Linked DNA regions of Mus musculus: region 2 is linked to region 1. Evidence: chromatin loops called from intact Hi-C (ENCODE). Cell type or tissue: left cerebral cortex. All regions are shown on one strand. Links, peaks and the distances in the headings refer to the core of each region. The heading gives the core; the rest is flanking DNA. Region 1 overlaps Stox2 (storkhead box 2). Region 2 overlaps Enpp6 (ectonucleotide pyrophosphatase/phosphodiesterase 6).

Region 1 (5,000 bases), core at 1-5,000:
TGACCTTTAGGACATAACATATTCATCATTTCATAGAATACCCCCTCAGTTTGAAGACATGTGGTTATTTCATGACTAGGCTTAGAATAAACACTTTTAAAATAAGAATACCACAAAGACTGCATTACGTAGTTTTGGTGCATAGCTGGGCAAGGCTGAGGAGGCTCTTTGTTTCCCTGGCAGTAACTAAGTGTGATCATTTGATGACGCTGCTGCTGGCTTGCTTTTGCCATTCCTTTCCCCTTTGTATACAATGGAAATCTGTGGATGTCTTGAGGCTGTAAAATGGCTTGTTCTCTGACCATCTTTCCCCTTATGCTTTGACTATGTATCCATTGGTTATTCCTGCCTAGGTCGCTCTCACTACAATGCTGGCTCTCCAGTGGGATGCTTTAATTGCATAGTGTCATCTAAAGTTGGGAATTGCTGTTGGTTTATTTTATTTTTTTAAAGGGCTGTCCATTTCGGCATAGCCCATGATGTCTTGTTTATCTTTACACCACAGTGGAGTTACGGGTTCTTTTTATTTCAGGATGCCGAGTCTTTTGAGGGAGTCCTGTTTATGTTTAGTATCTTCACAGCCATAGAAACCCTCTTAAGTTGGTCCTGACATATTTTCTCTGTGTGTGTGTGTTTTCCCTTGCATTCGGTTTTGGTACAGAAAGTACCAGGTTCACTTACACTCTTTCTGTCCTTCCTACCTATATGTGAGAATCAGTCATTTCTCAGAGAACGCCTGGTTTCTTATAGTAGAGACTATTGAAGACCCTTTTTCTTGAGGGTTTTCAGCAGACAGAACTGGTAACATACGTGAACATAGACACAAATGTTCCTAGAATTTAGGGATAAATCTGGACTCTATAGCCTCTCCTCCCCAATCTATATTCCTCTCCCACAAGGTGTTTACTAGCTTTCTCGGCTTCACTGTACACACAGAGTTCTCTCAGAAGCGCCACGCCCACACCGCCGCCCATGGTCGGTGACTCCACTTGTAATATTTAAAAGTTCTAGTCTCTTCTCACCCATCTGCTCCCCCCCAATTTTCCAGAGTTTTCTGATGGCTTCATCTGCTATCATCTTCTCTTTTGTTTTCGTCTCCCTTTAAAATCCCTCGTACTGTCATCTGGGTGGGAGTTGGGAGGTTCTGTTTGCACTCTACCGTGGTTAACTGAGAAATCCATCCTACGTGCGCCTTCTGTTAGCGCCACGGTCCTCGAAGCCTGGAAGGAAGAAAACAGCCTTCACCTTTGCTAGCTAAGATGGCTCCAGCTGTCATCTCTACCTCGATCTCCCATCCTGTGTTCCTTCCTTACTCCTCGCAGAGGACAAAGTAGGTCCTTGTACAGTGTCCTTGACCATTCTTGACTATCTAAGTGGGCAGGGCTTCTTTCTTTGGTACTCGGAAGTAGACCTTCAGGGATGCAGGCAAGACTACAGAGGGTTTTCCCAGTCCGTGTTCCCCGGGCGGGTCCTGCTCTCCCCTACCTCCTCCTCGGTTACTCGGGGGCTACAAATCTGCCCATTGCGGATTATTTCACACTGATAAAAATGAATAGCACAACCACGGAGGAAACAGAATCCAAGTCGGTGTTCCCAGGCTGTTGTTGCTCTCCCCCTTTTCTCATTTGATTCAAATCAGTGCAGACTGGCCTCCTTCGCAATAGCACTTGCACCTTCTGAACTTCGATGTTTGCTGTCTCTGCCCGTTCAGCTTGCTCAGAGCTAATTGTGTCGGTGGCAGGCTCAGATACCTTCAAATTTAAGATGTTTACCTTCAAAGATGCCTTTGGTATCCTCCCCAGTGACAAAGGTTTGGCTCAGGACGCAGAGGGAATTTTCAGAAAAGACGATGAAGGGAGGAGCCATCATCCTTGAAGCAGTTGGGAATGTTGGATTTATTTCTCTTTGCTTTGGTAAACAAAAGCTGGCATTTCTTTCCATGGGTTCTCAGCGGTGGGGCTGCCACCTTGGTAGAGACTGGTGGGCAAATGGAACCCATGCAGTAGGTTGCCAGCCTGGCGATTTTTGCCAGAACTTCTCTAAGCACTTGCCATATTGGCAGTGCCCCCTCCACCCCCCAATCCTCTCTGTGTTTGTTTATTTATTTATTTATTTATTTACTCACTCACTCTGCTTGCATCGTGGAATTCTGGGTAAAGCTGTTTTAAGTCAGAATCATGTTAAAACAACAACATTTAAGAGAACATTTTGACCAAGAACAATGCAAATATTGCAACATACGTAATCTATGCCAAATTGGCTTACAGATTTCAAAACAGGAAGAGTGTTGTTAGCGACGTTCATGGTTTGGTTTTGCTTTGCTGCAGATTAGGTTTAGCGACAAATTCCATCTGGCTACAGCTACATGCAGTCTCTCCATTGATTGGTTATATTGGGACTTCATGGGAGTGTCCTTCAGTTAGCTTTTCCCAGCATTTTTTAAAGCTTCATTGAAGAAAAAAATGGGGTGGGGGGGACGGGGAGGGAGAAAAGAGAAGGACCCTGCATTGTTTTAATTTGCGTCCAACATGCAAAACATAGTTCTAAAATTTTAATTAGCTAAGTGAGCGGTGAAAAGAAAAAAAAAAGTAATAGAACAAGCCTCGGTGAGCAGCTGGGATGTGTTGCCATGACAACAAGTTCAGCAGGGCTGCCAGCGAGCATGTCAATGGGTAATATTGGGAGAGGGCTTTGCAACAGTGCCTGCTAGCCACAATGTGATTGGTCACGCCTCTGTTGTCTTTGTGTGAACCGGTGGATGCTGGGTAAGACCCAGAGTGAATGCTCAGCTTGTCTCAAGGCTGCAATGAGGTAATGCTTCGGAATCTTTGGGGATTAGGAGCTCCTGGCTCCGAAAGACTGCAGTTTAGAGCGCTCTCCTTTCTCTTTGCCTTAATTACTGACTGTAACCCGTAAGGAAGTTTTACAGCTGCCTTCATTTGTTCTCTTATATGGGCTTGCGTTGTATTACAGATAACACGTGCAGACGTGGCATATAGAATCTCAAGCGTAGTCCAAAAAAAAAAAAAAAAAAAAAAAAAAAAAAAGAGATAACCCTCCATGTTATTCATCCTGCATAGAGTCAACATGCATTTGATCTCTGGCATCAGTGACAATCTCTCTTGGTGGATAAATGATATTTTAAAGTGCATTTGTGTTGGGTAAGCAAACTTGTTCCTATCTGGAGACGATTTTGGCATTGATTACTTTTTAGAGTCTTTTGTATGATTCGTGTTTATGATAGCCATGAGGGGGTTGCAGAAAGTGCCAGTTTTGCTCGTTTTTGATTCCTTGAGATTGGCCAGTTTATATCCTGATAATGATCCTACAGGGTTTTTTTTCCCCCCATTTATCGAACAGAATACGTGGCTGCTTCAGAATGATCTACTGAATAAATGCATTGACCGTTCAAACTCGAATCTAAAAAGGAAGCCGAGTTTACAGACAGCAGAGAGGGAGGGCTGTGGATGGGTGGTTTGTGAAGCACGGAGGGTGCTGGTGACAGAGACAAACCCCTAAGCCCCGACCCTGGTTCTCTGTGGCACCGTGACTCAGATCCTCTCCAGGATCTGTTCAGGTAGTCTGGGAACGTTTTGTCAGATTTGTGGGTAGTAAACTGGTGCCCTATGACGGTCGGGGCAGCGTCTACATCGGTGGTGTCCCTAACTAGTGGGGGGAACTGCACTGGATGATTGGATTCACCCCAGCTCCAGAGAGACGTGTGTGAGCCAGCATTTGGACCCAGCTGCTGCTGTATTGGCTTCTTGTTGTATTCACCTTGCAAACTGTTCCTAGAAAAGGCCTAAGTCTTTAAATGAATAAGCAGAATGAAACCACCTCAGCAACAAGGAATGCCTATTTCTGCCCCTGCAGAGCATGGTGAACTCTGCCAGTTGCCCAGCTTTATCTGAGGTCAGGCCACAGACGTGTCTCAGAACCTAGTTGATCCAGCGGGACCATCACCTCAGGAAATTCAAAGCTGTTAAGCAGTGGGTAGAAGGTTCTGCCGTGCATCAAACTGACCCCTCTATGCATTTAAAGACTTGAAAGCCTGGTTGACTTTCACTCTGTTTATATGTCTTTGAGAATAATAGACCTTCCTAAAGAGAAGTAGAGGGAACGTTGTAACTGGCTTTTTAAATAATTAATTGGAAACATTGTAGCAAGAGTACCATCTTGTGATGTGACTTTTTCCAATGGGTTGATTCTCTCTAGTGGTGCAGATACCGGAACCAGACTGCAGGTTCTTAGACAAGGAGTGCAAGGGCCCTTGAGCTACACAGGCTTGGAGTCCTTTGTCTAAAACAAAGCAGAATGCAGGGACCCAGAGAGGGGGAAAAATATCCACCTGTTGGCAAGACTGGCACTTCCTCATTATAAACACCTTAATGTTCCGTAGCCTGCCTTTCCCTGGGGAGAGGACCTTTGCAGCTCCAAATCTCAGACATGCTTTGCTAATTTAAACACTTTTGAGGTTCATTAATAATTTAGTTTACGTAAGATTGGATCCTATGTAATGCACACTCCAGTGAGTAAAAGCAGGATCTCTCCTAACCTCCACCCCCTGTGTAGGCTCCATCGTCTCCTTTGCTTTAAGCTTGAGAAGTAAAATGTATTTACCATCATAGGCAGGTGTGCCCCATTTTGTACTACAGGCTGACTGATTTTCCTTAGTCAACTGACAAAATTCAAATATTTGATATTTGAATGACTGGTGGGTCTCATTTGCCTTTGCAAAACAATCTTCATTATACAGCCCACCCGGCACTTTTAAGATATGCAAAATTAATACAGGAAAGACGGTGAAATAAAAGGCTAAGAAAGATTGTGTTGCTTCTATTGCATTTTGCAAGGTTCTTAACTATTTTGAAAACCCTCTTCAGGAGGAGTTCCTGCAAGTTGCAACTGGTGTGAGCCATTATGTCTTGTGACAGGTTCCACAATGAGTGACTTGTGATTGATGCGAAGCCCGATGCCCAGAGATGAATCGTAGACCGCGT
Region 2 (17,046 bases), core at 5,861-10,860, 210 kb after region 1:
AGCTCTGGGGGTACTGGTTAGTTCATATTGTTGTCCCATCTATGCGGCTGCAGACCCCTTCAGCTCCTTGGATACTTTCTCTAGCTCCTCCATTGGGGGCCCTGTGTTCCATCCTATAGATGACTGTGAGCATCTAACTCTGTATTTGCCAGGCAGTGGCATAACCTCATACGAGACAATTATATCAGGGTCCTTTCAGCAAAATCTTGTTGGCATATGCAATAGTGTCTGGGTTTGGTGGCTGATTATGGGATGGATCCCCGGGTGGGGTAGTCTCTGGATAGTCCATCCTTTCGTCTTAGCTCCAAACTTTGTCTCTGTAACTCCTTTCATGGGTATTTTGTTCCCTATTCTAAGGAGGAATGAAGTATCCACACGTTTCAAAATATCTAAGCCTCAGAGTTGTTATTCCTGGAACTTGGGGCTGGGAGGGAAAACACATGGTTACAGATGCCACCCACTATACTACCTAATTTGCCAAACCCTGCATGGCCAGGAAGGGATGGTGTGATATGGTTCCCACTCCTAGAATAGAGCCAACAGACTATGTGCTTTCAGGAGTATGGCTGGTCGATGGGCATGAAGCATATGTAAGTGTATATATTATATAAATATAGTGTATACACACACACACACACACACACACACACACACACACACACACACATGTCATGATACTTCTTCAGGAAATATCCTCTCTGCCAAAGTTATTGGGGAGTTTTCTCCCTGCCAAGATTAATGACTACATGATAGTCAGAGACAGCACAAGTCCAGGATGTGACGGTGTGTCTATGTCCTTAGCAAAGCGGTAAATGCCGAGACCTCCAGGACAGCCCTTAAGGATGTGGGAGGAACTCTGAATTCAAAAATACATAATTTTTCAACTGTGCAAATTATAAGAATGCAGTATGAATCGTATGAGGTGCTTCATGAACCTAAAAGAATAGAGGCAGCTCTACTATGAATCAGTATGTCATAAAGATTCAAAGACAGCCAGATTCTGGGGTTCAAGGTCAGCCTGGAACAGAGCTAGTTTGAGCCCAGGTATGGTGGAAATGGTAATCTCAGGATAGGATCCCACCCAGCTAGTTTATTGTCTGTGCTTACTAAGGCAGGCAGATCTCTAAATTCATTTGCAACACTTAAAAAACAAATGTACTTGCTGTCTCTTTCTAAGAATCAAGGGTCAGGGTCATGAAATGCTGATTCGTGAGGTAATCAAAAGGAAACCTGGAGTAAATGGTTGAATTGACATGTAAATAAAAGACTGGACTTTTGGGCTGCATGATATGAACTATCCAGAGAGTTTTTTAGAATAGTTTTCAAGAGAGAGCTGTCTCAAGCAGAGGGTTGTCTAGAAAGCTGTCTCGAGCAGAACTCAGGCTGTCAGTTTTCACCCCATGATTTGACTTTTTTTCTGATCTCAAACTCTCCTTCTCTCAGGAACCCCTCTCCAAGCTGATACTGGTCCTTACCACTAATCTTTATTCCTCAGATGACGTTCTTTATTGTCCTCATTGAAATAATGGAATGATTACTGGGCCTCCATTAGTAGACACTGAATTCCAATGTCTATGCCTTCTTTTATCTTATGATCTTTTCAAAACTGAAGTTCCATTGCCTCCCAACTGCTGCTTTTGAGATCAGCATTTGACTGTTGTAGACATGCACATGATTGTCAGATACACCTCTCTGTCAAAGGTCTCAGTGTATGCCCAATCTATTACACAAGCACAGACGTGTCAACTGTCCAGTAGTTTTGAAAACGACTTAGCCTACCTTTGTATCAAGTAGAACTGCAAATTCTAACCATTTTAAAGCAATAACAAAAAGACATTTTATCATACAGGCATTTCTGAGTCCAAGGAACAAAAAAGCTTTTAAAAGTTAACTTATATCCATGGATGGAAATGATTAATCACTAGAATGATATAAGTTCAGAATCAGTTCTGCTTTTCTTTGTTAGTGTTAGTGCTAAGAAAGCTGTTCATATAAACAAGTAGATGAAAATAGAAGTAGTTTGTACTCCTGTAATTTAATTCTTCTAATGCCAAAATGTGATCTAGCATAAATTTTAAAACAATATTTCAGATGGCAATTCAATTAAGTTTTTCTTAAATAACTTTAAAAGCCAGCACTAGCAGCTGTTTATTTTTTTTTCACTTACTTTCCAAATGCACAAGTATTTGAGCTGTGTGTCTGACTGGTGCTGTCTGTCTTTATGAATCATCAGGATAGCACAACGTGCCTCAGTGAGATTCTGGGGGAGAGGTATTGTTTCTTATGTGAAGTGAGAAAAGGGTATATTTCAGTCAGAGCAATTTTAATACCAAATATTCTAGGTTATATAAAACATTACATAATTGGGGGTTCCATAAAATATTCTATTAAAACTATTCTTGTTCTTGGAGAGGCTTGGGAACCCAGTTTGAAGACATTCAAACTAGGAAAGGAGGTCACAGTAGCTCTGTCCTACAAAAGTGCAATGTCCAGAGAATGACAGACCATGAAGTGGTGTTGGGAGCCAGTGATGAGAAATGGGTTATAACTTGGTGTCAATCATAACCCAAGTTCTGTAAGCAAAGCAGAAAGAGAAAGAACCATCCCAGCATGCATTGTGACTCAGTGTTCATTCCGAGTCAGAGATTCCGACAATGGAACAAGAAGTCCTTTCTCCGTTGGGAGATGCTCTGAATGCATGTTCTGAAGGTGCCATCATTTGAGATGGAAGCTATATACTTCCACACACCCCAGACCATGGACTGGATAAGTAACAGTCTAGACCAAGCCTGGGGCAAGTCTATCCTCCTTCTCTGTCAGTCCAGTGTGGTCTTTCCTGGGTGATCTCTCAAAAGGAAAAAACTGTGCCTTATCTGAGATGCTAAAAGCCAAGAATGAGTAAATGACTGAAAAAGAAAGTCAGCAACAAAAGACAATGGCGGCACAATGGAGCGTGGTATAAACCGAATGGGTAGTTTCAGCGAGAGCAGAGTTAATTATTCCTAGGTGGGTTTGTGTGGGTGCTTTGTTTCATTTTTCTTTGGTCTTTGATAGGAATCAGCAGACTGGGGGTGTAGTGTGGACAGCTCTCTAATCAGGAGTCTGTGGACTGTCTTCTGGATCTGCCACAGGCTAGTTCTGCGATCCGTGAATGTGGGCGAGTATTTCTCAACTTCCAGGCTGCTACCTCCAGACCTGTTTCACGGTTGTGCAGAGAACAGGAAATTTAGTCCACTGAGGTCACTACAGGTCACCCAAGCATGACCGAGGGAAGGATGAAGTGTTGGACTGTTGCCCCAGGGGTCTGCATGGACAGCCATGACCAAGACATGGTCTGGAAGTTATACTTTGTTTCCATGACAACCTTGAGAACAAGCTTTCTCTTTTCATTCCATCCTCATTCATCATTGCTGGTGAACTTAGAAGAGAATTGTCCTTAATTAAGGTACACTCATCAGGACTTACTCTGGTCCTTGCTATTTCTGATGACCTACTAAGTGTTATAATAAGCAAGTCAAGGTACAAAGAGCAATCACCAGGGACCACCACTACGTTTGTGCACCTTTGTGCTAAATATTTTAAGGTAGTTTTTCTCATTCTTCATCTACCAGATTATTTTAATATACTTATAACTTTTCACAACAAGGCCTTGTTGGCCAAAATAAACTATCAAAACAAATATGAAAATCCAGAATGTCTACAGTGTGGGTGATACATGCGTGTAGATGTGGCATCCTTATGGATTGAACAATTTCAAAGCAATACGTCAAACCCTGTTCTTTCATAGATTTGAAAACACAACCCTTAGATAGAAGTGAATGTCCCAAAGTCTCTCTGTGGGCTGGTTCTGATCTCCTATTTCTGATACTTTTTAATTGTGCATATCTTCAACGTGCTTTGCCTCCTAGCAACTCTCTCTGAGGACCACCAAGCTGAGCCCATAAACATCACATTTCTCCCGGTTTCCTAGAGCAAAGGTCTCGCCTTCCAAGTGGAGTTCCTGCTTGCCAACTTTGACACGTCTTGTAACAATAACTCCTGTGAGCTGCATTTTATGTGATGTGAGACAGGTGTGCAACTGTTGAATACACGTCTCAAGAGGCCTTATTAAAGTAGCTAAGCCAATTAACTCTCACAGAAACACGCAACCTTTTCCAGGAAAACACATCTGAGGTACGGGAGCTTGTGGGAACAAGTTTTTGGAGGGAAGCATAGCCTTTGATCTCAGATACCCTTTCCCCAGGGTTGGCCTGGTCCCAGAAAGCTTTCTCCGGATGTCAGGAGGGAGGGAGTAGGCTATGTCATGGAAGGCTGGGCTTGTGTACAAGGTGAGACAAGCCGGAGAAGCAAACCCGATGAGAAGCAGCTCACCTGTTACCCTTGAGTCCAGAAGCTCGGGAAGAGATCTAGTGGGACCAAAATGTGGTTAACGGGAAGCCCAGATGAGAAGGAATAGGCTTTCTGCAAGGCCAAGGCTCTGCTCAATAGGCCAAAGTCAGAATGAGCTTTTAGATCAGGGGAATAAAATCCACCAGACCTGGGTCATGAATATCCTCCTCCCAAGGGGGACAAGATGAAGACAGAGTGACCACTACGAGAGGCCCCTTGGGATAACCAGCAGTGACACCTTCATGTCTGAAGCAAGTGCTTCAAGCACTTCTAACTCAGGATGTGGCACCTCTCATCAAGGAAGCCATCAGGACTTCCTGCAGTGTGTGGTGTTCCTGAGCAAGGCTTCCTTCCCTAACAAGGACTTTGAATGAGAGCTTACTGGACTTACTTAGGGTATAAAATGCCAGCAAAACCCTTGTCTTCATCTGGGATGCTGGATCTCTGGCCCCTGCTGAGAGATTCCTTCTCATCCCTCCCAATCCAGTCTGTGTCCTTTGAGACCTTACAAACTGTCCCTACCCCCATGTCTGAAGGTGTCTCAGGTGTTCTGAGTCACTCCTAGGAACATCTAGGGTAGACAGTGGGTATTATCCCCATGGCCCTGTAAGGACCCCTTCCTATTCCCTACTTAGTGTGTGTATGTTGTGTGAGAGTATGCACGTACACGTAGGCCAGAGGTCGCCACTAGGTTTCTTCTTCAGTTGCGTTCCACTTTAGTTTTGAAACAGCATCTCTTATTGATCCTGGAGATTACCTATTAGGCTAGACTGACCAGCAAGCCCCAGGGACCTGTCTGTCTCTGCTTTCCCAGCCCTGGTAATACAGGCATCCATGGCCACAGTTGCTTTGTTATGTGGGTGTTGGGGAATCTAAACTCAGGTCATTCATTCTTGCGTGGCAGGCACTTTACCTACTGCCAACTCTCCTATTTTTGCTGTATTGGAAATAAAACAAAACAGCAGCGACAACAACACCTCCTCCCCGTAGTTTCTCAGTAATTCCAGGGAAGTGTTGGAATTGGGGTAGAGAAAATGGGAGGGGCATGTGGGGAGGGGGGCACAATTCTGCACTCAAAAGTCTAGAGAAAAATGACACTGGTGGCCCATTGAATTGGACCATTCTTTCCCTCCTTCCTTCTTTTATTACTTTTTTGAGGTTATAGAGATTAAACCTAGAGCCTGGCACATATTAAACAAGCTCTTTGACACATATTTATGCCTTCAATTCTCAAAATTGTAGTTTTGGCCACTTTCCAAATGAAGCTTGTGGTTAACAAGTGTTGGAGCCAACAAACTATGTACCAAGGCCTCTTCCAGTTCTAAAATTATATACATCTCAAAGACTAATGCCAAACTGATGACAGTGTTAGGAAATATAGTGACTCTCCAGATTGTTTTATTTGCATTGTCAAATATCTGGCTGGAAAAGAATTGTGGTTTCATCCAGAGGTTTGGTGTCATGTGCATAGAGGCAATGGTGGAGCTATGATAGCCACATACAGCCCTTGTCTAGAAATGGAGGGAGAACTGGCAAGTATCTATGTGTGTTCTTCTGAATAAAAAGTAGCTTATTGGTCTGAACACCTACACAGAACAGGAAGATGCAATGCCAGTGAGCCAAGGCACACCCAACATCATCCTGGGGCAAATGGGTGGTTGTGTCCAAGTCCTCTTGGTGCCAGGCTGTAGAGAATTAACACAGCAAAATCCATAATGAAAGACATAGGACTGGAATGTCAACCCTTAAAGGGCAACTAAAGAATGAACTTAAAATCTGCTGCCACTGTGTAGGTGAGTCTGCTGATGTGAGGCGCTCAGATGACCTTTCCACAGAAATTCTCAATAGCCACCCCCAATTACTCCTCTTCATCCTCGGGATATCCACCCAGCTCTGAGTTGCTCTTCAATATCAGTAGAAGATGCGTTTTTGTCCTCCAAAGTAAAATTTCCTTGACATCAAAAAGTTCGAGATCAATATGTAACTAGCTAGCTCTTAACCTTTGTGGAGCAGCGGTGGGTCCCAGGTACACTACTTCTGACTTATTTCAGCCTTGAACCATTTCTTTAGCATGGTTTCCTCTGTGCAACCACACAGGAGCGGTGGGCAGGGAGGGCTTTGTAGGTTCTGTTGACAAGCCTTAACTGTGTGAAGATCTGGGCTGAGGGAGGGCGGACTCTTCCTCCCTGCTCAATTTGTCACACCAGGGCTCTCTCTACCTGACAGGAAGACTTGAACTACTGCCATCTCTAAGTTGCACTTCTAAATATTGACTTAATGGAGAGACTCAAAGTGTCATAACACAGCTCACTGGAGCCATGAAGATTGTCCAGGCCTCACAGAGAAGTCTGTACAATGTCCCACGGGGAGTGGAAAAGGAAACAGAAGATGAAGGAAGAGAAATAAAATCCAGGCGTGTTTAGCAGACATGCATGACACTTGGCTTAATCTTGTAGAGACAAATGAACGCTTGGTAGTTCATTGTCCAAGGCTGGAGTATAGCAAGGAGGGGAGAGAATGAACAACAGTGACTAGGACTCCCTTGGGTCTTCACTGGCAGAAATTAGGTCACTGGGGTACCGCAACCTGGGCTGGGCAGCCTGCCCTCAGAAAGACTTCAGTTGGGTGTTCAGTTTTGAAGGACTAGACAGTGTCTAGGAAACAAGGAGTTTCTCATTTAATTCCTGTGAAGACTTCCATTCAGATCGTGGGTCAATCTCTATGATGGTACAGGGAGGAAATCTCTTTTTAGCCTCTTTCTTTCTCATTGTTAACTCAGGCAGTTTTACCATGTCATAGGAACTGCTGAACTATGACTCAAAAGAACTGATGGGCCCTTCTGGAAGGAGCTGTAAGGGCTTAATGAGATACAGTACAAGGGAACTAATTTCGAGATCCATCACATATTCAGTGATACATAAATTAAGATTCTTGATGATGAAAGGAAAAACAACACTCTGTAATAAGCAATAAGAACTTTGGCGTATGACCACTGCCTCTCTCTGGATTTCCTCCCACCTTGCCATACCACTGGCTTCTACGGCTATACCACTGACAGAGTGGTATGCAAGCAAGGACTAGACATGTTAGAGGGTAGCAATTGTGTGGTTGGTGCCTTTTAAAACATTAAGATTTAAGGTTTCACAATAAAGACAATGAAGCCAGTCAGATATTACAGAAGGTAGCTACCATGGTATTGTGGCAATATTCACCTTGGTGGTCCTTAGGGCAATGACCAAGAAATGTCATATTCTTTCTTCTGTGTCTATGCATGCAATCTCTTGTGTTCACTGACAATGATGCTTCTAAAACCAACCTTAATATGCAGCAAACTCTCGGTTTTAGACCTCACCAAAACAGGCTTAACTCTGAACTTGACCCTTTAGATAAGTCTCCTGAATTGACCTACATTTCTTTTGTCTAGCAACCAACTTCATGGCCATAGTTGGGTATTCTATTTTAGATAAAGGAATCTCTTTAAACTGTTATGTTCTGGGAGCCACAAATGTTTCCCCATAGATTCACACTTTGAATGCTTTCTCTCATGGCACTATTGGGTGATGCTATGGTGATGCTATGGTGATGCTGTGTAGGTTACTAGGACTCAGGGTGGGCCTTTGACAGTTGTAGCCTCATCTCTGATTTCAGTGGTCTTTGGTCCACTGAGATGTGAATGGCTGTTCTCTGCCACCAGCTCCACAAATTATAATTTTCTACTCAAGTTCATGGTACCAAGTGGCTGTGGACTTCAACATTTGAAACCAGGAGCAAAATAAACCCTTCTCTTAATTTCTGTCAGATATACTTGGCCACAGGGACGTCAGATGTGACTGATTCCCCTTCCCTGATCTGAAGCATCTCAAGTTAGTTTAGGTGACTGATGGGTATGAACAGTCCATGGTGTCACTCTGAATTATCTCTGTCGGCAGAATAAGCCTGTTAGCTCTGCACAGTGTGGATTTAACACAGTGTGTGCTGGCCTTCATGAGCATGGGGCTGCCCTTTGCAGCCTCCATACTCTGTGTCCAGTGCTCCTTTGATATCTGGCACGCCCTTGTGGACCCTGAGCATCTCTCCATGTGTTGCCACCTCCAGATAGCATCCTCCGAGCTCCTGTGGAATGCCCACACCCTCAACACAGGCCATCTGTGACTCAGCTTCTGATGACTCATTCTCCTCTCCCTTCTCCCCCACGCCTGTCAGTGGCCCTCTCCCACAATCCACTCTGCTTTCACAATTCTCTCATCTGTTTCTGCCCCCGCCCCCCAGCTCTCCACAACCCAGGCCAGCGAGATCTCTGCTGCTTCTGCCTACCTCCCACCTGATCGTTGTTCATCTCTTGTAGACTTTTACCAGTAGCTGGCTCCGTAATGACAAGAATCTAAGTTTTATATTGTTGGGAGAAAGCACTATAGCCATGTATCATATTGCTACCTCACCTGCTAAAGAATGAATCCACTGTAGCAAAGTCATTGTTTGGTCAGTGTTGAATTCCTTCATACTTTGTGTGTGTGTGTCTGTCTGTCTGTCTGTCTGTCTGTCTGTCTGTGTCTGTGTGTGTGTGTGTGTGTGTGTGTGTGTGTGTGTGTGTGTGTGTGTGTGTGTGAAGAAGACTTGCTTGAGTCTGTTCTTCCAACATGTGGGTTCTGGAGGTTGAGCCCAGGTCTTCCGGTTTGGCTGTGAATGCCTTTGGCTGACCCTGAATCTCCTCATTCCTCATGAAAGCTCTTCAGTGGATGGAATGACAGTAGCCACTGACGTTTTACAATGGACATGGCAGGTTGTAGCACTACTTGCTTCATTACAGTAAAACAGTTTTGCTTCCCAATTGTCTGGATGTATAAAAGGTGCCAGCTAGAAGAGGTGTTACATAATTCATTACCAAGCAGTCGTACTTTGATTTTTTTTTTCATTTTTGATGCAAAGGTAGAGAAATGCAAATATATTGGATAAAATTTTCAAAGAATAAATAAAAATGTTATTTTGAAAAAAGTATATAGAAACAGTATATGCAATTCCTCTGTGATAAATCAGTGAGCAGACTAAAAGTGAGCTCCCTTACGTATTGAAAACGTTGCACGTGAAAATCAAGCACGAGACACTGGAACAAGAGAACCAGGAAGTGACGTTTTACCCGATGACGCTATAGAGCTCAAGAAAGGAATTTTTAAAATGTGCCCATATAATATCTTTGTCATTTATGCATTTGGGAGATGGTTATTATCCAGACTATACACTGAACTAAAAACAAAACAAAACAAAACAAAACAAAACAAAAAACAAGAAACCCAGTTAATAGACTGGATAATGAAATAAACAGATAATCCATAAAAGAAAAAATGCAGCTATCTGAAAAACTCCAGCCTCATTAACAACTGCAGAAATACAAATCAAAGCTACACTAAGAGTCTGTCTTAGCCCTGTCAGAGTAGCCGACCCTAAGAAAACAAACAACAAATGCTTGCACAGATCTGGACAAAACAGAATCCTCGTGCTCTGTTGGCCGGAATGTAAGCTAGTTCCAGCACCACAAAAATAAGTACGGAGGCTTCTCAATCAACTAGCAACAGATCTATGGTATGACCCAGCTACACCACTCTTGAGCAGTTATTCAAAAACCTTCTAAGTCTCCTCACAGAGCCCTTGAGCGCCAGTTCCCTGCACCACGATTCACTAAGTTCTAGACCCGACCTAAGGGCACAGTCACAGAGGAATCAAGGAGAAGAAAGGCAGCTTACATACACCGTGGCTTTCATATCATTGGTAGGAAAGCGAATGCAACTGAGACAATTAAGCAGAGGAGGTCAACCTCCGAAAGACAAAGGTCACATGTTTGAGGTTTGGAAGCAGGGCGCCCGAGGGGGGCGAAGCCTGCAGGTCGGCACACTCACCGGGCCAGTAATACATGTAGACTTTCCTCCTGGCTTTCATCAGAGTGATCCACAGCGGTTCTGACCCGTTCCACCACAGGGGCATCAGGCTGTCTCGGTTGACCCCGATGTCAAATGACTTGTTGGTTCTGGGATCCCACATGTAGTTGCCGATCATCTGGTGGACCTCACAGTGGCGGCCTGCGGGGATGAGGAGACAGGCTTAGTCTTTGTCTACAACCCTCGTTTAATTCGATTGCCAAAGCGTCTCGTGCTCGTTTAGGAAGGAGAGAAAGTACCACAACTTGATCTTTTCTGTTGTTATACAGAGACTCCGTTTTTATAGATGGTGCCAAGAGGACGACAAAAAGAGAACCACCATTTGCGAGCCCAGCCAGGTGTACACACCAGATCCCAGATCGTCCAGATTGGCATAATGACACCCTGTCTCAAAAATAAAACAGGTATCTACAAGTTGCGGATGGGATCACTTTGCATACAGCTAGATCTTTCCAACTTCTGTGTTTTAAGTTACATCGAGGGGGCAGGTGAGAGACATAGCAGGGAAAGGAGTTTGCCACCAAGCTTGGAGATCTGAGTTCGATCCCCAGAACCAACACTGAAAGGAGAGAACTGATTCTCTCAACTTATCCTCTGACTTCTGGTCCTTTGATTTCTGTGTGTGCAACACACACACACACACACACACACACACACACACACACACACACACACTGAAAAACAAATTGCAATTACAGCGAGGGTACTTCGGGTAGAATTTGGCCATCTCTCCATCGCCTGAGGTCTCCACATGCCTCAGCCTGGAAAAAAGTGGATTCTTGTGACAGGTGTTTTAAAGTCTCAGCCCAGAGACAGTTCTGCGTCCCTTCAATTTTCCTCCCACAAGGCAGGGGACCCAGCTGCTACATGGTTCTCTCCTTTCTTAGAAAAGACAAGTTATTACTTCATTGTTCACCTTATAACATTTGGAACCCAATAGTGCAAAAACAGACTCCAGTTGAAAAAACAAAGCAAGAGAACATCACTCCACATGGAGCTGGGTACCAAAGTGGGCTGGTTCTGCGGACAGAGCGCTGGCCCAGCAGAGAAGCCAGAAGTGAAAGAAAGGCTCAAGCGCTGGGACTCTTAGGAACATTCGATTAGTGATTTATTTTAGAGCAATCTGTTTCATCTTTAGAGTAAAATAATAACACAAACATTGACAAGGGCATCAGGAAAAAAAAATGCTGCAATTTGAGCAAGTGTCATTTGGCACGGAGACGAAACACACTTAAGCAGGCTCCATAAGCAAGCAGGACCGGAGTAGTGTTCTCTGCTTTTCTCTGTTTGTTTGCGGCTGTGGTTTCTTCCAGTCTTCCCACGCCCAAAACTCTATTCTTAAACAAAAACAAAGAGGAACTACCAAGGACAATTTTGAAAAAAAACAAAAACAAAAAACTGAACGCCAGAATTTACAGAAGGGGGAAGCCTGAGCTTCCATCATAGAAAGCCAGACATTCCACACACTGTGTTTTAAATTTAAAGCCCAAAGAACTAAAGGAAAGAGTTTTTATTCAGAGCTGCAGTGTGAGTAGTTTTATCCCCACTAAAGTTTTTGCTTGTCAACGAATAACATTTAAAAGTGAAACAGAACAGATATGATAGAATCACCATGGTTAAGAAATTGCAATGCACACTTATTAAATACATGCACACATACATGTCAAATGTGAACTACAGCCTCCGCCCTCAAGTGGATTTTTTTACCCAGCAGAGGACCTTTGCGTAGATATCAGCTTCCAGGGAACAGAAGCTAGAAGGAGAGCAGCCTGCAGCATCTCTTCAGAATCATGACCATCACCAGTGCCTCCGTTGCTAGGGAGAACTGAGAGTATGTGCTAACTAGTTCATCGAGCAGAGACATCATTCTTCTTTATTCAAATCCATTACCCCTTTTAGTTCAGCAAAGCTGAAGCACCGCCCCCTCAGCCAAAGCCCCTATGGTTTCTTCCTTCAGAACAATGGCTTCGGACACTTTTGTCATCTTATGGCAGCTTGCTCCTGCTTCCATGGGGCAACTGTGATAATAACCACAGCAAAGATAGTTTATAGAAGATGCCATGAAACACACAAAAACAATCAAAAGTAATTCCTAAAGTACTAAGACTACCACCAAACCCCAGTGTCATAGGGCAATACCCTTGCACTGTCTGGTTTTTGTCAACTTGACACAAGCTAGAGTCATCAGAGAAGAAAAAGCTTCAGTTGAGGAAATGCCCCCAGAAGATCCAGCTGTAAGGCATTTTCACAGTTAGTGATTGATTGATGGGGAATACTCATTCCCATTGTGGGTGGTGCAGCCCTGGCCTGGTGGTCCTGGGATCTATAAGAAAGCAGGCTAGCCGGATAGTGGTGACAAACACCTTTAATCCCAGCACTTGGGAGGCAGAGGCAGGTGAATTTCTGATTTCGAGGCCAGCCTGGTCTACCGAATGAGTTCCAGGACAGCCAGGGCTACACAGAGAAACCCTGTCTTGAAAAACAAACAAATAACAACAAACAAAACAAAACAAAACAAAACAAAAAAGCAGGCTGAGCAAGCCATGAAAGCAAGCCAATAAGCAACATCCCCATGGCCTCTACATCAGCTCCTGCCTCTGGGTTCCTGCCCTGCTTGAGTTCCTGTCCTGACTTGCTTTGGTGATGACCTGGCAGTGTGTGGAAGTGTAAGCTGAATAAACCCTTTCCTCCCCAACTTGCTTTCTTACTCATGGCGCTTCATTACAACAACAGGAACCCTGATTAAGACACTTCTCTTCCTTCAACCTCCATCCTCTGTGCTCTGAATCCCAAGAGGCCATGCCCTTCCATCTTTCTTTGCTCTCTTCCATCTAGCTGGAAAGTTATGAGAGGCTTCCTGTACTCTGGAGAGCTGCTGCGTCTGGACTGAGAGGAGGGAAGTTAGCGAAGGAAGAAGAGGTGAGGAGAAAGAGGAAAGGTAAGGCCTGGAGAGATTTTCTGTGGGACCCAACACCAAGGGTCACCTCAGACTCATCGTCAGGGGATGGGTCTTTGGGTGGACTGCCCATATTCTTCAAAGGCTGACAACAGGTGCTGGGCCAGTCCCCAGGGTTAGCCTTGTTCTAGAAACACACACACACACACACACACACACACACACACACACACACACACACACACACACACCTTTCTGGAAGCACAGGAGTCTGTCTGCTCCTTGGCCAGCTGCTCCAGCTTTCTCCCCAGCTCAGCTGCCTTTGCTCCCACGAGCTCAGCAAGGTTATCATTGTGAGCTTGGAGCAGCCTGAGCCCTGACTCCAGCCTGAGCCCTGACTCACCCCAGCAGATCCTCTTTACCTAGCCTTTCTCTTGCAGCTCATACTTACATTTTTTTTAATTGCTAGAGTGAAAATGGTAGCTGAGAAAACAGAACAGAACAAAACAAAACTCGATGTATCAGCCTCACAGCCTACGAGTGCTCGTCTCCGTATTCCTGCCTGACCCGCATCTATTTTTACACATCTGCGGAGCTTGTTTGCCCGCCTCTGGTTTATGCTATCCACGGAGCCCTGCTGGTACTCCAGCCCATTGTCTCCCCCCTGCTAGATGCTCCCTTGCAGAGGCCCCCTGTGACCAACTGATGGCTCTCCCTTGCATAAGGCCACCTGCCCATCATCGACAAGTGTCAGAACTGAGTTTTCTTCAACAACAGACATTTGTCAGGCTTATTAGTTTTCAGTAAGTCTTATTGTTTCTCATCATTTCCAAATATTAAATGTTGGTTCATTTTGTATTTCTCCCTCTTCCTCTTCCTCTTCCTCTTCCTCTTCCTCTTCCTCTTCCTCCTCCTTCCTCTTCCCTTGCCCCTCCCCTTCCTCCTCCTCCTCTGCTCTTCCCCACTTCTTCCTCCTCCTCCCCATTGTGGTTAAAGGGGCAGGTGTTGGAGTCACAACATGCAAGTGTGAGAACAAGTTCTTCCTGTTACTGTCTTGCGTGATCTTAGGGAAGTCCCTTAGGGCCTCTGCACACTTAAGTCCTTATCTAAGTAATGGGTAGAGTAGTAGATAGTATGGAATCTATAGATACACAGTCCTCCCTCTGCATTGTAGCACGTGGCCATCAAACTACTCTGAAAGCTGAAGCCGCACGAAGCTAGCTTACTCACCTATGGGGAAAGTACCACTGTCTCATAACCATTCAAAAGTCTCTCATTTATTTATTTAACATTCCCCTACTGCCAGTTGTAACCATTCAGGAAAATTGAAAACAGAAAAGTGGTCATGGATCTCTAATTGTAACTTGAAGCATGGCAAACACTTAGAGTCAAATAGGTTTATTTCTCAGCAAAAGGCTCAACTGTGGTTTGAACATCCCCTGCTTTTCAGAGCCCAAACAATGCCAGGAGACCTTTTGTTGCTGTCAGCCTGGGTGACCTGCCATCCCCTTTCCAAGCTTAGTTCAGCTCGCATTTTATCCTTTGTACGTTCAGCAATCAGAACCTCCCCACACACATTCCCTAAATGTTAGGGTGTCTGCTGGTGTCGTTCCCTCAGAAACACTTCAATCCTCTTTGCTGTGTTCGGGATACGGTTGGTTGGTCTTCTGAAGGCTCACACTAGAAGCCAGATGCCCAGTGCAGAGCCCCTAAGTGGGAGAACCTTTAAGGGACCTGAGCCATTGGAAGTCAATTAGGTCACGGTGCTCAATCCTCAAAGAGAAATTAAAGATGTCTTCTGAGAGTGGGAGTCAGGTCACTTAAAACTGGGATAGCTCTTACGCAAAGAGATTGTTGTAAGGATGCTCATGGATTTTTTTTCTTTTTCTGAGGCAACTTCTCCCCCCCCCCCCCCCACTTAACAAAAACAAAAATAAAACCCAACCTTCAGATTTTATCTATTACAGCCTTGGGTGTTTTGTTATAGCAATGTAAAATGGACCTGTCACTCATTTATAGCACGTAGTTCACCTTCACTAGTTTCCTCTGCTTTCATGCCTAGAGTTTCTTCCTTTTTCTTCTTCTTCATCAAGACTTATTTATTTTACGTATGTGAGTACACTGTTGCTCTCTTCAGACACACCAGATGAGGGTGTTGGATCCCATTACAGATGGTTGTGAGCCACCAAGTGGTTGCTGGGAATTGAACTTAGGACCCTTGGAAGAGTGTTCTTAACCACAGAGCCATCTCTCTTGCTGCTTCCAGGCCCCAATCCCAGCTTCTTCCATGATGTGATGTTGACCTACATGTGGTCAATTATTTCTTCTTAAAATACATTTGCATTTGATCCAAATCCTGCAAAGCTATTTTTCCCCCAGCAGATTAAACGTCTCTGCCATTCTGCATACCCAGCAATGCTGCTGCCCTCCATTATGTCTCTTGAATGGTTCCTTTTGCATCTTCCACACTATGTATCCCAGATCCCCGGTAAGCAAATCTAACAGATTCCTACCATAGCACTAAACTGTATCTAGAATAATAGGCTCTAAAAATTGGCATACCATCTTAGTCAGTTTAAGGGATGTCTTTATAGTAAAAGTAGAATTTTTCAGAAATGTGTGTATGTATTCTTTCAGATGCTGGGGCTGAGGCTGGCCTCTGCATGTCCAACATAATAATGCATCAGAAGTTAAATGACTTTGTACCTGGGAGACATGGAGGTGGCACAACTTCAGGCTTTGTTGTCTATGCACAAGTAAAATAGAAGATAGACAGCAACTAACCAGCAGATGGGCATAGTTGGTCACTGGTGGTAATGACATCACTGGTGGTGATGAACCCAGCTATTTATAGGCTGAGCGTCAGGGAGTAAAGTTCCCTAGTCAGGGGACTAAGGAACCAAAGATACTGCGGTGCAAAGCACCTGCAGCTGAGTAGCAGGCCAGCCTTCTGTTAGCTGCTGCAGGCTTCTCTCCCGGCCCCTCGATCTAGAGTGCCCTTCAGCTCATTCCTCTCTTCTCCATTCTCCACATAGCATCCACCTCCAAATCTCTCTCTAAACTTTGACTCTCAGTAGCAAGTCTGCCTTCCAGAGCTTCTGATTGGCTCCTAAATGTGCTTATCATAGAACTCTGAGAAAACAGAAGAACTTAAGAGAGCAGTATTTCCTGTTGAGAGCCCCCCACTTCAGAAGGCCACAGCAGTAAAGGGTACTGGGGCTTATTTTTAAAAGGAGAGAAAGGACGATCTCCCCAAACTCTGCTCCATCTCTATCCCTGCACATCTTGTAGGCAGGGCAAATTTTGAGACAAAGGTTTTATGTGTGGGTGGGTGTTCCCCTCTCTCCACTGGAATTCCAGCCTGGCTCCAGGAAGTGACCACTTCAGGATCCATATTCCCCACAGCTAGGAGTCTCAGCTGGGATGACCCCATAGACTCCGAGGAGCCTTCCCCATTCCAGGTCTCTGGCTGGTCTCAGAGAAGCCACCATTCTTTCTTCCAGCCCTCTCCCTCTCTTCCTCCTACCTGATCCCCGCCCCTGTTTCCCTCCCCATCCCTTCTGCCACTCAGTTCCCTCTGTCCATTCACCTCTGATATCTATTTTATTTTCCCTTCTGAGTGAGATTCAAGCATCCTTTTTTGGACCTTCCTTGTTACATAGCTTCTTTGGGTTGGTGGACTGAAGTATGGTTATCCTGTACTTCATGGCTGGTATCCACTTATAAGTGAGTAGTACATACCGTGCATGTCTTTCTGGGCCTGTGTTACATCACTCAGGATGATATTTTCTGGTTCTATCCATTTGCCTATAAATTTCATGATGCCCTTGT

Evidence for each region. A loop is a pair of places that touch in the nucleus more often than their neighbours do. Peaks named below come from ENCODE experiments on the same cell type or tissue, not always from the same donor. Only the 100,000 strongest peaks of a DNase experiment are listed, where the experiment ranks them.
Region 2: a loop joins it to region 1, with 8 times the contacts of the local background. A loop is called at or near these places in 1 of 42 quality-filtered maps.

What each region holds. Positions count from the first base shown.
Region 1 is chr8:47,240,495-47,245,494 of GRCm38, reverse strand. All of the region lies in intron 1 of Stox2 (storkhead box 2), which reads left to right. Among named protein-coding and RNA genes, the nearest start is that of Gm51570, 22 kb to the right of the region's middle. In left cerebral cortex, for the core only: no CTCF peak of the experiment used is centred there; DNase peaks (open chromatin) are centred at 1,619, 2,045, 2,341, 2,713 and 2 more places; H3K4me3 peaks cover 2,484 bases; H3K27ac peaks cover 3,254 bases.
Region 2 is chr8:47,023,830-47,040,875 of GRCm38, reverse strand. Enpp6 (ectonucleotide pyrophosphatase/phosphodiesterase 6) reads right to left here. Exons shown (of 8, transcript NM_177304.4): 2 at 10,281-10,460. Among named protein-coding and RNA genes, the nearest start is that of Enpp6, 45 kb to the right of the region's middle. In left cerebral cortex, for the core only: CTCF peaks have their summits at 8,295 and 8,494; a DNase peak (open chromatin) is centred at 8,604.